2 separate regions of the Homo sapiens genome follow, and region 1 is linked to region 2. A link is a contact called in ENCODE Hi-C or POLR2A ChIA-PET data. All regions are on one chromosome and are shown on one strand. Each heading gives the region's core, a stretch centred on a gene start or an enhancer-like site at or near the end of the contact. The rest is flanking DNA. Distances are from core to core; before and after follow the strand shown.

The links. Hi-C counts contacts between places; a loop is a spot of excess contacts on that map. ChIA-PET counts read pairs that join two places held with the same protein, here RNA polymerase II (POLR2A). Pooled maps may share reads with other maps.
Region 1: a loop to region 2 is called in a pooled map, with 2.5 times the contacts of the local background. The contact joins two enhancer-like sites. A Hi-C loop is called at or near these places in 2 of 168 maps with a recorded cell type or tissue (Panc1 and gastrocnemius medialis) and 2 of 50 pooled maps. POLR2A ChIA-PET finds 5 or more read pairs at or near these places in 6 of 52 experiments (B cell, BJ, GM12878 and 3 more).

What each region holds. Positions count from the first base shown.
Region 1 is chr1:235,274,572-235,277,352 of GRCh38, forward strand. All of the region lies in intron 2 of ARID4B (AT-rich interaction domain 4B), which reads right to left. Among named protein-coding and RNA genes, the nearest start is that of ARID4B, 52 kb to the right of the region's middle. Within about 2 kb of position 1,365, at least 7 of the 41 ENCODE cell types and tissues checked have a DNase peak (open chromatin) inside an H3K27ac peak, as active enhancers do.
Region 2 is chr1:235,414,121-235,416,940 of GRCh38, forward strand. It overlaps TBCE (tubulin folding cofactor E), which reads left to right. Exons shown (of 17, transcript NM_003193.5): 4 at 313-498. Among named protein-coding and RNA genes, the nearest start is that of TBCE, 48 kb to the left of the region's middle. Within about 2 kb of position 1,319, at least 3 of the 41 ENCODE cell types and tissues checked have a DNase peak (open chromatin) inside an H3K27ac peak, as active enhancers do.

The sequences.
Region 1 (2,781 bases), core at 115-2,614, 140 kb before region 2:
AGTGTCATTTGCATGTATTACTTGATAAAAATAATCAATTAAAAATGTAATTTTTTATTCTACACAGAGAACTTGCAAACTAGGCCAAAGAGAATTTCGGAGAAGTCCAGTTTGATATACACTCACATAGAGGTAAAAGGATATAGAAGAATAAGGCCATAATTTGTGTAAAGAATATCTCAACTCAGCTATGGCTACGATCTGCAACCTATTAGTTGACTGATTTTTACTCCCTGATTCTCAGTTTCTCCACTTCTAAAAAGAGGGTAAATAATACCTTCTGCCTTAAAAACACTCTATATATAAATGTTAAGTCTGCTGCAGACTTATCTTTGAATTATGATTATCATGTGCTAAATCAAATGCATACTAAAAACAGGCACAATGGTAAGAGTAGGAAAATCCAACACTAGGCCTAATTTTGTGTGTGTGTGTGTGTGTGTGTGTGTGTGCACGCGCGCAGACCGCTCTGCCTATTCAATGACTATGCACATATGAGGGACCCAACAAATCATATTTTAATAAGTAAAATAAGGACAAACTATCTTACAGATGACCAAATTTTTACGACAAAGAAGCCCACACAGCTTTACAAAGACTAAGTCACTAACATGACAAGTATCAATTACAAGTTATTTCTCTTAACAAAGAGATATGTTCTGGCAATATGCTTTGCCAACAAGTAATTCATTAGACTGCTAGCCACCTGATCCAAACTGGGCCGATCGGTTTTACTCTGCTATGAAGTTAAAGCTAGGTTAACCAATTAGCCGGTAGAGAAAGGATGTGATGCAGCCTATGGTAGCCATTTTCTGGCATGCACAGGGAGAAGTAGAGAAAACCAGTCTGCTGAGAGGAAGTAAGAAATAAAACAGATGCAGAGGGGGAAAAAGTGCACATAAGAAACTGTGGGTTCTCTGAGTGACTGAGAGAATAGCTAGCCTTAGTTCCTGCTAGCTTTCCAACTGCCTCCTCAAGCCAAACTGGAGTTCCCCTCTTTGGGTACCATGAGATGCTCTGTACCCTTATAATAGATTCTCTTTTCTGCTTTTCATCACCTGAAATGGGTTCTATTACCCATAACCAAAATAGCTTTAATTAAACCCATCAGATGCCTATTATCAAAATAGAAATAATATCAAATACAGTTACAATTCCACAAACATTAATTGAGCACCCACAATGCCCTGGGATATTCAGAACTTAGATCACATCTAGACAAATATTAAACCAATTCCAGTTTACATTTTTAAGCTAAACTGTCAAAATATACAAAAATCCTGGGCTGGGCACAGTGGCTCACGCCTGTAATCCCAACACGCTGGAAGGCCAAGGTGGGAGGACTGCTTGAGCCCAGGAGTTCAAGACCAGCCGGGACAACACGGCAAAACCTCATCTCTACAAAATATCAAAAACTTAGCCAGGCGTGGTAGCACACACCTGTGGCTCCTAGCTAGTGAGGGGGCTGAGGCAGAAGGATCACTTGAGCCTGGGGAGTAGAGGCTGCAGCAAGCTGTGATCACACCATTGCACTCCAGCCTAGGTGACAGACAGAGACTTTCAAAAAAAGAAAAAAAATCTTGACCAGTAAGAAATAATGAAATGTGAACATACGAAGCAAAAAAAAAAAAAAAAAGATTTTTTTTTTGAAAAGCTATTTGAGGTCATCAGATCATTATTATAACATTAGTAGCATTAGCAAACTAACGCTAATTAGTAGCATTAGCAAACATTAGTAAGATATAACCTCTGGCTATCAATTTTTAAAAATCAGCTTTTAAGCCCTTACCAGATGCGTCTGGCCCTACAATCTTATTAAAAATATATTTACACTTTTTAAAAAACAATAGTTTACATCTTCAACAGACTCTTACATTTCTACTCATATTTTTCAAAGTTATAAACTTCTTATCAAATAAAAAGAAAAAATAAAGCAAGAATACTAATTGTCATGGTGGTGCACATCTGTAGTCCTAGCTACTTGTGAGGCTGAGGCAGTAGGATTGCTTGAGCCCAGAAGTTCAAGGCTGTATTGAGCTATGATCACACCACTGCACTCCAGTCTGGGAGACACAGCAAGACCCTGTCTCTTTAAAAAAGGAAAGAAAGAAATTACAAGTTATTTCTCTTAAAAAAGAGATGTTGGCCAGGCGCGGTGGCTCATGCCTATAATCCCAGCACTTTGGGAGGCCGAAGCAGGGGGGATCACCTGAAGTCAGGAGTTTGAGACCAGCCTGGCCAACATGGTGAAACCTCATCTCTACTAAAAATACAAAAAATTAGCTGGGAGTGGTAGCGGGTGCCTGTAATCCCAGCTACTCGGGAGGCTGAGGCAGGAGAATCGCTTGAACCCGGGAGGTGGAGATTGCAGTGAGTCGAGATTGTGCACTGCAATCAAGCCTAGGTGATGGAGCAAAACACCATCTCCGAAAAAAAAAAAAAAAAGATATGTTCTGGCAATATGCTTTTGCCAAGAAAAACCCTGAGCAACAAAGGAAGACATGGCTCTATAAAAAATAAAAAAATTATCTGGGCTCAGTGGCACACGCCTATGGTCCCAACCATTCAGGGGGCTGAGGTGAGAAGATCACTTGAGCTCAGGAGGCCAAAGGTGCAACAAGACATGATCGTGCCACTGCACTTCAGTTTGGGTGGCAGAGAGAGACTCTCTCTCTAAAATTTAAAAAAGATTTTAGAGGCTGGGTGCAGTGTAATCCCAGCACTATGGGAGGCTGAGAAGGGTAGATCACCTGAGGTCAGAAGTTCAAGACCAGCCTGACC
Region 2 (2,820 bases), core at 69-2,568:
GCTGGGATTACAGTCATGAGCCACCGTGCCTGGCCACCCCCATGGATTTAATACTTCTGTTTTTTCTAATGTGAATTGTCAGTTTCATATTACTTGTTAGTTTATTTAAAGGGATTTAACATGCTTGCATAAGATCATAACCCTTTATGGTCAATCATACTGATTATATATTATTTTAGTATGTGATATTCTCTTTTATGCTAATTTTGATTTTTTAGCATGTAGAAATTTTTGAAGACCTTCAGAAAATTGTATTTATGGCCTTTCTTGGTGGGTAATATTTTCTGTGTTTCATTTGCTCTTCTTTACCAGGCACCCGACAGGAGGATCCTTTATTCGTCCGAACAAGGTAAATTTTGGAACAGACTTTCTTACTGCAATTAAGAACCGCTATGTGTTAGAAGATGGACCAGAGGAAGATAGAAAAGAGCAAATTGTTACAATTGGAAATAAACCTGTGGAGACTATCGGTTTTGACTCTATTATGAAACAGCAAAGGTAAGTGGAGTTTATAACGGCAGAGCTGACTTTTATGGTTTTATTAAGGTTCAGAATTGAAATACCCATGACTGTATATGGATGCTCATGACTTTGCTCCTAAACTGGTTTATGGTTCCACAGAAACGGAATCAAAATCTGAGGAATCCAAGAATTATTTAGGGAAATTAAAATTCTTATGTTAGCACAGGATTGGTAGATTTATCCAGTTTGCAATTGAAATATTTATTGGCCCATTATTACTATTCACATCATATTATCTCGTGTTGACTAAGTAACCAAGGCTGACGTTTGGGTTCTTTTCTATTTCATGGTGATGATGGTAAGTTGGGAATGGAAACAGCAGTCTGAATTGTTCCCTATGCCGTGGAGCGTGCTGGTGCCGTCTGTTAATAGTAGGGAGTAGTTCTCACCTCGGGCTGCACATCTTCATCACCTGGGGAGCTGTGGAACATGCGGCATCCTTGGTCCCATCCCAGATCTGCTCAATCACAATTTTGGGATATGGGCTCTAATGCATTTTATTGTATTGTATTGTATTGTATTTTTATTTTTATACAGACAGGATCTTGCTATGTTGCCCAGGCTGGTCTTGAACTCTTGGGCTCAAGTGATCCTTGGCTTCCCAAAGCACTGGGGATTACAGGGATTAAGCACCCGGCCTTAAAATAATGCCCTTTAAAACTGCTGCACAAGAACATTCTCTTTTCTCTGAAACTGTATATTGTGACTTTGTACAAGGAGGCTTTCTAGTCATTCCAGTGAACTGCTTGAATCAAAGAGAGAGAAAGATAGTATTTACACAAAACCAGTCATGGCTGCACAAGAACTGGCCAGGCCTTGCAGCTTCCTACTGTGGTGAGTGACTTGGACGAGGCATCTGGGTAAGGACCCCTGGTGGCCACTGTGAGGATAAATTTGTGGCCACTTGGAGGCCTGCAATATATTTTCTTTCAGTCTCTAAAAGAATTAAGCTATAGTTCTGTCCAAAGTAAATTTCTTTACTATCTTTTGTTATTGTTGTTATTAATAAAAGTGCACATGGGGACAATGTGGAAAATAAATACATTTCTTGGTACATCTACTCTTTAGCATACATGGCCCCCATTAAAAAAAACTCAGAATAAATCAAGAGTTTTAGAAAAAGGAACAAATGGACTGTTCTTTATAAAACAAGATACCTTTATTGTTGAGAATTTAGAAATTACAGATTGAACAAAAAAGTATCATGATTAATGCCACCACTTAGATATAAGTATCGTAAACGGGCTGGGTGCGGTGGCTTATGCTTGTCATCTTAGCACTTTTGGAGGCCGAGGCAGTTGGATCACTTAAGGCCAGGAATTTGAGACTAGCCTGGCCAACATGGTGAAACCCTGTCTCTACTAAAAATACAAACAATTAGCTGGGTGTGGTGGTACGCACCTGTAGTCCCAGCTGCTTGGGAGGCTGAGGCAAGAGAATCGCTTGAACCTGGGAGGTGGACGTTGCAGTGAGCCGAGATCATGCCGCTGCACTCCAGCCTGGGTGACAGAATGAGACTCTGTCTCAAAAAAAAAAAAAAAAAAGAAAAAAAAGACGTAACTATCATGAACAGTTTTTACTGTTTACCCTACTGATTTACTTGGATTTAAAGAACTACATGCTTCATAGGGTTAGAGTTCTTTGCTTTATTTTTTCCCATTTAAAATACAAATAGCCTGGGCAACATGGCAAAACCCTGTCTCTACAAAAAAAATAAATAAATAAATGCAAAAATTAGCTGGGTGTAGTGGTGCGTGCCTATAGTCCCAACTATTTGGGAAGCTGAGGTGGGAAGATCACCTGAACCCAGAAGGTCAAGGCTGCAGTGAGACATGATTGCACCACTGCACTCCAGCCTAGGTGACATAGTGAGACCTTGTCTCAAATGACACACAAACCAAAAAAAAAAAACCCCAAATATTTACATATCTCTTACCCAAAGGAAGCATTTTTTTAATTGGTTAATCTCTTTCTGAGAATATTAACAAATTGCAAATGGATTTTCGTCCCCTAGTTTATGAACAGCTATGTAACTCATGAATTTTTCTGTAAATGACCCTACTACTTGAGTATCATTGCATTTAATCATTAGCTAGTGTCTTTCTTGATTGAAAAGGTAAAATTTTAGAGATTCTGGAGTAATCTCATATGTTGGCTGGAGATTAGTCAATTCAGAAATTATGAGACAGCTTGGTGGAATGCAGCCAGTGTTGGAGTTAGGCTGGGTTCAGCCGCCAGCTAAGGCACTTTTGGCTCTGACAGAAGTTAGAGATAGCTGCTTATTGTTTCTAAGCCTCA